Linked DNA regions of Homo sapiens: region 2 is linked to region 1. The links are chromatin contacts, found by Hi-C or POLR2A ChIA-PET in ENCODE. All regions are on one chromosome and are shown on one strand. Each heading gives the region's core, a stretch centred on a gene start or an enhancer-like site at or near the end of the contact. The rest is flanking DNA. Distances are from core to core; before and after follow the strand shown. Region 1 holds the start of TTLL4 (tubulin tyrosine ligase like 4). Region 2 holds the start of GMPPA (GDP-mannose pyrophosphorylase A).

Region 1 (5,628 bases), core at 1,205-3,704:
GCTACTTGGGAGGCTCAAGTGGAGGACTGCTTCAGCCCAGGAGTTTGAGGCTGCAGTGAGCTGTGTTCATGCCACTGCACTCCAGCCTATGTGACATAGTGAGATCCCTTCTCAAAAAAAAAAAAAAAAAAAAAGAAAAGAAAAGAAAAGGAAAGTGCAAAGAGTAGGGAGTCTGGTTCTGGCCTCTAAAACCAATGAAGGATTAATCATCCCTTTCTTGATTTCTAGAGCTGGTTTCTGCTTACTCCTTAGGAAAGAATTCTGTTTAAAGGTTAATAAGGAAGGGGCATATTGAGGTGTGTTGGACTTCCCATCTCATCATAGCCAGGAATTCAGTTTTTTTTTTCTTTCTTTTTTTTTTTTTTCAAAGAGTCTTGCTTTGTTGCCCAGGCTGGAGTGCAGTGGTGCGATCTTGGCTCACTGCAAGCTCTGCCTCCCGGGTTCACGCCATTCTCCTGCCTCAGCCTCCCTAGTAGCTGGGACTACAGGCGCCCGTCACCACGCCTAGCTAATTTTTTGTATTTTTAGTACAGGTGGGGTTTCACCGTGTTAGCCAGGATGGTCTCGATCTCCTGACCTCGTGATCCGCCCGCCTTGGCCTCTCAAAGTGCTGGGATTACAGGCGTAAGCCACTGCGCCCGGCCGGGAACTCAGTTTTTAAGGTTGCTCTAGTGTCCCCTTAGCCACGATGGGGTCCATTAAGTTGGTTGGGGTGGTACTTAAAATTTTTATTTCTCAGTCTCAAAAATGTCATTTTACAGTTTGTTTGAATCAGGATCCAAACAAGCTGCACTCATTGCATTTGAATATATTTCTTTTTTTTTTCTCAAGAGGGAGTCTTGCTCTGTTGCCCAGGGTGGAATGCAGTGGCACAATCTTGGCTCACTGCAACTTCTGTCTCCTGGGTTCAAGCGATTCTCCTGTCTCAGCCTCCTGAGTAGCTGGGGGCTACAGGTGTGCACCACCATGCCTGGCTAATTTTTGTATTTTTTGTTGGAGACGGGGTTTCACCATGTTGCCCAGGCTGGTCTTGAACTCCTGACCTCAAGTGATCCTCAGAGTGTTGGGATTACAAGTGTGAGCCACTGTACCTGGCCAACATTTGAATATATTTCTTAAATCTCTTATAATCTAAAACATCTCTCCTCATTTTTATACCCTAAAATTGTTGAAGGAAGAAGAGGTCATTTATTCTGTACATTGGCTCACATTCTGGATTTGTTTGATTGCTTTCTTGTAGTGTTATACAGTTGTTTCTCTTTATTTCTTGTTAACTGGAAATTACAGCCAAAACTTGATTAGAGTCACTCAACTTTTTTTTTTACAAAAATACGCTATACTTCATAAATATTTCTGTTCAATTGCATCACATCAAGAAACAATGCTCAGCTGTCCCATGTTTCGTGATCTAAGATTGATTAGTACATGTAGGTTATCTTCAGTGTACATCCTTCAGTGTAAAATTCTCCCATAAATTATCTAATACTTTTAGCATCCATCAACGACTGTTGACTAAATAAGTTATTTATTGAGATCCTTCCTCTGGTCCAGACTGTTTTCATCAGATTAGTTTTATCTTTGTCCCCTTTATTTCTGTAGCCAATTGCCTAGGAAAGATCCTTTCATCTTCCAGCTTTCTTAGATCTCCAAATCTCTCAGGTCTACGGACATCTGAGGCAGGAGCGCGATCTGGCTTGCCTGGGGAGCTAACGAGATAAGGAATTGAGTCAGTATTTCCTAACGTTCACACTTGAAGCCCATAAAGCAGGCAGGTGGTTTTAATTTTGCCCCGCTGGGTGGGTTGGGGTTAGGGAAGGATGGGTTAGAGGGAGGCAGAGTGAATCGGGCAATCTCCCCTTTCCTGCGGTCAAACTCAAAGGCTTTTTCTAGAAATCCTTCAACTGAGCCTGGGCCCTTTGATTTTCAATTGAGGCAAGGCCAAAGAGTCCAGGCCAGGCGTGGGGGCTCCCGTTGTAATCCCAGCGACCAGGAGGCTGATGCAGGAGGATCACTTGAGGCCAAGAGTTTAAGACCAGTCTGGGTAACATAGTGAGACCCTGTCCTGAGAAAAAAAATTTAAAAATAGCCCAGCATGGTGGCGTGCCTGTAGTCCCAGCTACTCGGAAGGCTGGGGGCGGGCGGATCGCTTGAGCAGGAGTTCAAGTTCGCAGTGAGCTATGATCACGTCGCTGCACTCCAGCCTGGGCGACAGAGCGAGATTCTGTCTCTAAAAAAGAAAACAGTCCATAGGGAGTAGGTGGAATTAGAGTAGAAAGAGAGAGTCCTGGATGCTCCGAATGGAGCCTTTCAGAGCTTTAACCACGGGACTACATCTCCCAGAATTCCGCTCGCCGGATCCCACCGCACTGAAGGGACTGCGCGTGCGCGAGTCAGGTGACGACCCGCCCCTACAGGCCCCAGAACCCCCGAGATTCCCCGCGCTTGCCTCCCGCCCTCTTCTTCCAGACTCTCGGTCTGTCCGCTGGGGGCGCGCGCGGTGTGTGGCAGGCGGCAGCGGCGCTGGCGGCCGAGTGCGCTTGTCACGCGTGGCGGTGCGTGGTTGCTAGGGGCGCCTGAGGCTGCCGGGTAGCCCAGCAGGCCGAGGGAGGAAGTAGCGTGGAGCCGGTGCCGAGCCGGGGCGAAGCTGGATCCCCTAGGTGAGTGCGGCTGCGGAGCCAGGGGAGCCGACCCCAGACACTCCGCCGGTCCCACGCTCCCGACCTCCCTCTACCTGAGTCCTTTCGCGCGGGTCCCCAGCCCTCCGGCCACTCTCACCCTAGCCCCGCTTCCTCCCGCCACCTCTCATCCCCCGGGAGGCCAGGGAGCCGCGGCCTCCTACCCGGCCGGGACTTCGCGCCTCCTCGGAGCCCTTCTCCTCTCCGCCACGCCCCGCGAACTTAGTCGGCCTCGCCTCCGGGTGCCCGAACACTGCCTCATCCCCTAGTTATGGCCTCCGAGCTTCCTCTGTCCTGCCGCGCTGAGGTTTAAATTCCCTCTGGGTGTGAGCCCAAGCTCCTCGCAGGCTCCAGGGCCGAATTTAACATGGATATCTGCTTTTTCACTTCTCCATCCTCAGTATCTGTAGAAGAATACGTTCCTAAACTCCACAGATTCAAACAGGATCTGAGATCCTGTGGAATTTAATTCTTCATTCATCAATTCCTTTATTTAATCATTCACTAAACAATTTTTAGTAAACATTGACAAATATTTAATGAGCCTGGGTACAATGGGAGGGATTGAGGGGATAGAGTGGCTAATAGGACAAGCATGTTTTCACGGAATTTACAGTCTAGGAGATTATTAATCAAGTAAACGAGCATTTGCCATACTGTGGTGTGTGCTGTGATAGAACAGGAAATACTTAATCCGGACTTACTTAGAAAACGACATTATTGCCATTCCTCCTGGTCTTCACATTCCCATTCTGGATCTCGGAAATATTTTAATCCTTCCTTGATGAAATCTTCTTTGCTTTCTCAGATACTACAAATCACCTATTCTTTAACTGCAGCACCTGTTGATTTAGCATTTGGGGGACCCTTTGGGACAGTGTTCCATCCCATCCTTCTGTTTCTTGCACTGAATACTGAGACACTGTTTGCATTTAAACCACCCACTTTGTGCTCAGAAAGTTAGCAGCTACTTATATTGGACTGAATCAATCCTTGAAAAATTATCAAGTGTTTTCTGCGAATAGAGAGGTGGGAGGACATTCCAGATACACAGTGGCTTTAGGAAAGGGACAGCAAGTCCTGAAAAGAGAACTGGAAACAGTTTGACAGACCTGGGCTAGATTTGGAGGGAGCCATCCAGTAACAAATAGAAAGAGTGAAGTTAATAGGGGTTAGATCACAAAGGGCCTTGGATGTTTTGCTGAGTTAGAACTATATCCCTGGAGCAGTGGTTTTCAAGCTGGAGTAATCAGGGTTGTAGACTTCCAAGGGATACACTTGCACGTCTAGCTTAACATGAATACATTTCCAGATCCTCAGCTTCCCAGTGAACTTTTTTTTTTTTTTTTGAGACAGAGTCTTGCTCCGTCACCCAGGCTGGAGTGCAATGGCACGATCTTGGCTCACTGCAACTTCCACCTCCTGGGTTCAAGCGATTCTCCTACCTCATTCTCCGGAGTAGCTGGGATTAGAGGCGCATGCTGCCACGCTCGGTTAATTTTTTGTATTTTTTAGTAGAGACGGGGTTTCACCATCTTGGCCAGGCTGGTCTCAAACTCCTGACCTCGTGATTCACCCGCCTCGGCCTCCCAAAATGTTGGGATTACAGGTGTGAGCCACCGCGCCCGGCCCCAATGAACTCTTTTTCTAAAACTTCCCTTACAAAAAAAGGGTAGGAGGCTGTGTGTGGCAAATCCCTCACACTTCCCAAATTTTAATATGGTGTATTGGCCTGAGTGTAAAAATGTCCTCAGATACAAATAAGGACTACTTTGGAAATATTTATTTTCAGGAACACCTCCTTTAGTGATTTAAGTTACCTCCCAACCCAGAAGGCTTGCCAATACACAATCCCATTCGTGTAAACTGTATTCTTTGTTAAGATATTCTGAAAAGAACACAACAGTTAAATGTAACGGGAATGTCTTTTGGGACAATGGAATTTTTAAGTTATTTGGATAAAACTTGCGTAAAATTTTTAAAGAGATTTCTTTTAGTTCAGGTGTGTGTTACTCAGTAAGATAGTTAATACCTATTTTAAGACTGGGTGTTGTGGCTCACACCTGTAAATCCAACACTTTGGGAGCCTGAGGCAGGCTGATCGCTTGAGACCCAGGAATTCGAGACCAGCCTGGGCAACATGGCGAAACCTCTTCTCTACAAAAAAAAATATGTAAAAATTAGCCAAGCATGGTAGCGTGCTCTTATAGTCCCAGCTATTTGTAGGCTGAGGTGGGAGGATGTATTGAGCCCAGGAGGTTATCCAGGCTGGAGTGCCATGGTGTGATCATAGCTCACTGTAAACTCCAACTCCTGGGTTCAAGCCATCCTCCTGTCTCACCCTCCTGAGTAGCTGAGACTACAGGCATGCGCCACCCATCTGGCTAATTTTTTAAAATTTTTAGTAGTGATGGGGGTCTCTCTATGTTGCCCAGGCTGGTCTCAAATTCCTGGGCCCAAGTGATCCTCCTGCCTCAGCTTCCCAAAGTGCTGGGATTACAGGAGTGAACTACTGTGTCTGGCCTAGACGTTACCTTATATGTAAGGAACACATAGTTTTAAAAATTCTTTCAGGGATACATTAGTAAAATCATGTAAAGAATATGTTCCAGGAAAACCACAGAAAGATAATTATCAGGAAAATCATGTCAGATTTGTATTTAAGATTACTGTAGTGTCAATATGTTGGTTGAATAGGAAGAATTTTAGACTGGAGGCAGGGAGCCAATGAGAAAACTATTATAGTGGCCTAGGCTAGAGATGATGAAGGCTTTATGTTTGCTCTAGTGGAAATGGAGAGGGTTTAGAGAGATGTTAACCATGGTAGTGTTGACAAAACCTGGTGGCAGAATAGAGGTAGAAGAATGGGACAAGGAGCAGTGTAGAATGATTGTAAGTTTCTGATTTCAGTGACCATGTGGGTGGTGATGCAGCAGCACATCCAGGTAGAAAG
Region 2 (5,628 bases), core at 815-3,314, 790 kb after region 1:
CGAGAAGGGGCCGCCGCGGGTGCTGGAGCCGCTGAAGGACGTGGTGCTGATCGAAGGCAGCGCGGCCAAGCTCACTTGCCGCATTTCGGCTTTCCCGGACCCATTCATCCGCTGGAGTAAGGACGGCAAGGAGCTACGTGACGGTCCCAAGTACCGCTACGTCTTCGAGGACCCTGACGTGGTGGCACTGGTGGTGCGCGACGGCGAGCTGGCAGACCTGGGCCAGTACAGCATCAACGTCACCAACCCCTTCGGCCAGTGCTCCGACTCGGCGCGCATCCTCGTGGAAGGTACGCGCGCCCCGGGCGCAGCGCCAGGGCGCAGACCAGCACCACTCAGCCAGAGCCCGCAGCCCGGTCCAGCTGCGCGTGTTTACCTCTGGGCCTAGCTACAGGGTCCCCGCCAGCCCAGCTCTGGGCACGGCCTGGGGCGCATCGCCGCGCCAGCCAAGTGCGTCCTTCCCTACCTCGGGATCCAGCTCCACCCGGGCTGAGCAGTCAGCTGTGGACTTCCATCACGCGGCTCCGGGTCCCCAAGGTCACACAGCAAGCCAGAGGCAGAGCCAGGGTTGGACCCGGGTCTTCTGGCTCCCAACTCTGGCAATTTCCACTACCCGGAGCGGTCTCTGAGGCACCGCGAGATGTGTGAACATTCAGGGGCTTTCGCCCGCCTTATCTCTCTTGATCCTCTATTCGACCCCGAGAAGTAGGAGAGGCAGGGATAAGTCCCTTTAACAGCCAAGGAGATGAAACCAGAGAGGCTAATGATTTGCTCAACGTCACACTGCGAGTTTAAATGCATCTGTATTTAGTGCCGGGTATTAGCCGGTGAGGTGATGCCCTGCCTCATCTCCGGGTCCTTCACGGGGTTTCGCTCCCCTTTCCTTCCGCTAGTCCCGACGAAGATTCAAAAGGGACCCGACAACACTAAGGCGCGCAAAGGCACCACCGTGACGCTGACTGCGGAGATCCTGGGAGAGCCTGCGCCCGACGTAGGCTGGACCAAGGACGGGGAGGACATCGAGGAGGATGACAGGCGAGGGCCGGGACCTGCGGCACGGCCAGGGCCTGGGGCTGGAACCTGGGTGGGACTGAGCCCAGAAATCTGGCTGGAGTGACGGGGGCGGGGACTGGGCAGCGAGGAACAGAGCTGGCTAAGGAGCCCCGCCCAGTGCGCCCGTGTACTGACCACGGCTCCGCCCTCCTCCCCGCCGCCCTTCCGCAGGGTGTTCTTCGAGATCGGCAGCACCACCACGACGCTGACCATTCGCCGGGCCACGCCTCAGGACAGCGGCAAGTACGAGGTGTACGTGGAGAACAGCCTGGGCATGGACCAGAGCTTCGCTCGCGTCGACGTGGCCTGAACGGCACCCCCGGACCTTCCGCCCTGGCGCCGAGCCCGGGGGTGGTGGGACCCACAGCCCTCCACCAGCTTGCTTAATAAAGCTGCTCTCTGACCCTCCGCGTCTGTCCTGCTCTTCCGCGTCGCCATTCCCTCTCCCCCGCACCAGCGCCCACACGTATTCCAGACCCCCACGCCAAGGTCACAGCCTGTTGGAGTCACAGGGAGGTCTGGAGAGCGCCTAGCGCCGTGCTGCATTTCAGACAGTCAAACTGATAAGAGTTGCCCTCGCCGTCCAAGGCGCCCTCACTTCCCAGCGGTACCGCCGGCTGGGCCTGGGACTCCGCCTTCTCCGCTTTTGAGCGCCTCCAGCCCCAGCCCCTTGTGGCTGTTTGCCCCTGGCCCCGCCCCTTCCAGGGCTGGCCACACACCCCTGCTGTCCTTAGTCCCGTTTTCCTGTGGGACCCAGTTCCTCACTTCGGCTGCTGCCCCGAGGCCGATTCCCCAACAGCTCGGGTCCCAGTCTTAAGTTCCAGGCTGGGCTTCTCAGGCCCCACCCTTCTTCGCATTTAACCCCGCCCCGCGATCCCTTGGTCACACCCCTGGACTTCAGCACCTCTTTCCTCTCCCATAAAGTTAGAAAGCGGGTAAAGGGTCAGACTACAATTCCCGGCAGACCCTGCGAATGAGTTCTCGCGACTTGCGAGAAGACACGTGCGCGGAAGGAGCTTGCAGTAGCGGGCGGCAGAGCTGGAGTGAAGGGAGCTAGTGGTAAAGGGAGCTGGTGGAGGGGTGGCGGCAGGGGTAAGGGGCAGGGGACACCCTCTAGACGGAGAGCGGGCTCCGAGGTCCTGGCTGGCCCTCGGTGCGCCCGCCCCTGTGTTGGTCCCACAATCCCTGGCAATGAGAGGCCAGGGTTTATTGGACAGAGTCAGTTGTGGGGTTCAGAGGGTCAGCAATCAATCAATCCTCCGAATCCAGAGATTTAGACCCAGTCGTCCGTATTAGGACTGGAGGGGGGTCAATAGGTTCAGTGTTTGAGATGCCAAGGGAACCTGTCTTTTGATTTGGGGTTCAACATACAGAGGTTAGTTTTAGGATTCATGTTTAGCATATAGAGGATTTTTGCTGGGATTAGGGGTTCTTCAAATTCAGATCAGTGTTAGTTCAGTACTTGGGGATTACGTTCAGGATTTAAGTTAAATATCTGAGGCTCACTCAGGGTTTGCTGTCCAATATTCAGGGTTCACTATTGGGGTTCAGGGCTTAATATCTAGAATGAAGACGCAACACTTTGGGAATTTGAGGCTTCAGTATTTTGAGGTTTGGGTCTGAGAAGGGAGTCTCTGCCAGGTTTCTGAATTTGCAGAATTTGTTCATGGCCAGAGGGAAGTCTTTTAGAGATCAAATTGTGGGGTGTGAATTTCAGAATTTGGGAGGAATCACTGTGAGGTTTGAAGGCCGACTGGAATCTGGGTTGGGATTTGAGATGTGTGGGATTTGTGAGGTTCTGTCCAGGCAGGGACTATATTGAGCTTTGGGTTTACATCTTGGGGGAGGGCTAAGTGCTGCTATTTGGGGTTTGGGGTTTGGTTGGGGTGTGAGATCTGAGCTTGATTTCTCTGCTGGGATTTGAGATGTGTGGGATTTGTGAGGTGTTGGGTCCAGGCAGAGACTATATTGAGCTTTGGGTTTACATCTTGGGAGAGGGCTAAGTGTTGCTATTTGGGTTTTGGGGCTTGGTTGGGGTAGGAGATCTGAGCTTGATTTCTCTGTTGGAATTTGAAGTTTAGGTAGCAGTCACCATTATGCTCAAAGCGGTGATCCTGATTGGAGGCCCTCAAAAGGGTGAGGTGCCAGGGGAATGGGGGGAGGAGGTTGGGCTGGAGTGGTAGGCGGGATGGGGGCAGAGGAAGGCAGGAGGCCGAAATGTTCTCCTCTCTCCTCTCCCAGGAACTCGCTTCAGACCTTTGTCTTTTGAGGTGCCCAAACCATTGTTTCCTGTGGCAGGGGTCCCTATGATCCAACACCATATTGAAGCCTGTGCCCAGGTAACCTCAGGGGCTCCCCTCTCTCACCTCACTTCCTGCTTATCTTCATGCTGTTTCCCCCTTTCCCAACCATGAACTCTTCCCACCAGGCATAACTCCAAGGACCATCATTCACAGATGACAATGTGAATGGCGCCCCCTCAAGTTATGCTGTGCAGCTGCCCTGCTGTCTTCCCCTAATCTAGTTTCTCATCTGGCCTCTTCCTGCTCAGATTTCACTCCTATTTTTAAAGTGTGGAATGTGAGATCAGGCAAGGATCTTGGAGACAATGTAAAGCCGTAGCATGGAGACTCTTAATGATAACCAAGCACAAATTCATATCCTTGATCACATTGTTGCTCATTTCTTTATTGCTTTTCGTATTGAGCCAGGCAAGGTTTTGGTTTGAATTCAGTCTCTGCCTGCTGTGAGGTCTGCAACAAATAACACACCCTCTCTGACACTCAGTTTCCTTATGTGTAAAATGGGGGTGATTAGACCTACCTTGTTGGGTGGTGAAGCTTAGAAATGATATTTGTAAAATGCCTAGTACAACGCAGACCCTTGATAAATGGTACCCTTACCTCATGCTGATCTCAAGCTTAGGCTGACAGATAATAAAAATGGCCGGGGGGGAGGGGGCGGGGTGGAAATGGATTAATGCAGCTTGGTAGGCAAAGTCTTTCTTAGAGTGAGTCCCAGTTCAGGTTGGTGGGGGTAATAATTGATTGAAAGATCAGGCCTGGCATGGTAGCTCATGTCTGTAATCCCAACGCTTTTTGAGGCCGAGTCAGGAGGATCGCTTGAGGCCAGGAGTTCTAGCCTAGCTTTGGCAACATCAAGAGACCCCTTCTCTACAAAAAGTTTAAAAATTAGCTAGATGTGATGGCCTGGCTGTAGTCCTAGCTGCTCTAGAGGCTGAGGCAGGTGGTGACATGGCTGTAGTCTTCAATACTCAGGAGGCTGAGGTGGGAGGATCGCTTGAGCCCAGGACGTGGAGGCTGCAGTGAGCCAAAATCATGCCACTGCACTCCAGCCTGGGCAACAGAGCGAGACCCTTTTTCACAAAAATAAAACAAAACGAAAAAAGATCAGGCCTCCGACTTCCTCCAAATTCCTCATTGTCCAGAGGAGAAAATAGCCCAGAGTGGTGAGTGCCCTGGGGCCCCACAGCTGAGACTGAAACTGGTTTCTGGACTTTGGGCCAGCACCAAGGATTTCCCCAACATCCCCTCCTATTAGATATTCTTCATCCCAGCCTCTTCCCTTGTCCTCAGGTCCCTGGAATGCAGGAGATTCTGCTCATTGGCTTCTACCAACCTGATGAGCCCCTCACCCAGTTCCTAGAAGCCGCCCAGCAGGAGTTTAACCTTCCAGTCAGGTGTTTGTGCACACACTCGTATATGGGGGGGTGGGGATGCCCTAGGCCTCTGAGTTCTTGGAAGTGGGTTGAGTCAGCATTTGCTGGAGTTCATCCTCGCCTACTAGAAGGATTCTTGTTTGGACATCAATGAATCTCTGAGTATATAGAGTTTCTCTGTGGGCCTTGGGCAGGAGTAGTCCTGGGAGCAAGCGGTGGCGGTCAGGTGCCCTGGCTCATGGTATCTGTTTCCTAAGATCCACTGAGCTGGCTCTCGGGTCCCTGGGGACAGGTACCTGCAGGAATTTGCCCCCCTAGGCACAGGGGGTGGTCTTTACCATTTTCGAGACCAGATCCTGGCTGGGAGCCCCGAGGCATTCTTCGTGCTCAATGCTGATGTCTGCTCCGACTTCCCCTTGAGTGCTATGTTGGAAGCCCACCGACGCCAGCGTCACCCTTTCTTACTCCTTGGCACTACGGTGAGGGGGTCAGGAGGGCTGGAGGGTGTAGAGGAGGTGATCCCAAGAGCTTCCCGGAATTCAGGGTGTTGGGGAGGCAGGGGCGCCCCGGGAGTTGGTGTGGGAGCTGGCGTCAGGAGGGAGATGCGCTGCTCTGGCAGCATGGAGGTGTTAGTGGAGACCCCGAGCCCTCTGGCTGTTCAGAAGTAGGGAGGGGGAGGGCAGCTGTCAGTTTCCACCCTTGCTGAAGGCCTGTCAGTGGCAGAGCTGCATGCCAGGTGCTGTAGCGGAGGGAAAGAAAGAAAAAACAGACGTGGCTGCCCTGGAGCAGGCGGGTCACTGTCTCGGGTGTGTCTGTCTTTCAGGCTAACAGGACGCAATCCCTCAACTACGGCTGCATCGTTGAGAATCCACAGACACACGAGGTGAGAGCAGAGT

The links. A loop is a pair of places that touch in the nucleus more often than their neighbours do. ChIA-PET counts read pairs that join two places held with the same protein, here RNA polymerase II (POLR2A). Pooled maps may share reads with other maps.
Region 2: a map of naive thymus-derived CD4-positive, alpha-beta T cell shows a loop between it and region 1 (15-fold over the local background). The contact joins the promoter of GMPPA here to the promoter of TTLL4 in region 1. A Hi-C loop is called at or near these places in 1 of 168 maps with a recorded cell type or tissue (naive thymus-derived CD4-positive, alpha-beta T cell), 1 of 37 single-sample maps with no recorded cell type and 12 of 50 pooled maps. POLR2A ChIA-PET finds 5 or more read pairs at or near these places in 1 of 52 experiments (T-cell).

The regions. Positions count from the first base shown.
Region 1 is chr2:218,708,381-218,714,008 of GRCh38, forward strand. It overlaps TTLL4 (tubulin tyrosine ligase like 4), which reads left to right and starts at 2,455. Exons shown (of 20, transcript NM_014640.5): 1 at 2,455-2,657. LOC124907983 (a long non-coding RNA gene) reads right to left here and starts at 3,104. Exons shown (of 2, transcript XR_007088089.1): 1 at 2,840-3,104; 2 at 1,222-1,706. RefSeq lists enhancers at 1-31, 2,257-2,356 and silencers at 2,737-2,786, 2,797-2,846.
Region 2 is chr2:219,496,827-219,502,454 of GRCh38, forward strand. GMPPA (GDP-mannose pyrophosphorylase A) reads left to right here and starts at 2,065. Exons shown (of 13, transcript NM_013335.4): 1 at 2,065-2,112; 2 at 3,130-3,189; 3 at 3,295-3,392; 4 at 4,650-4,753; 5 at 5,025-5,211; 6 at 5,556-5,615. The coding sequence starts at 3,150. It overlaps SPEGNB (SPEG neighbor), which reads left to right. Exons shown (of 5, transcript NM_001286811.2): 3 at 1-290; 4 at 894-1,035; 5 at 1,225-1,461. The coding sequence ends at 1,363. All of the region lies in intron 1 of ASIC4-AS1 (ASIC4 antisense RNA 1), which reads right to left. RefSeq lists enhancers at 1-304, 305-1,122, 1,123-1,940, 1,945-2,134 and a silencer at 1,035-1,114.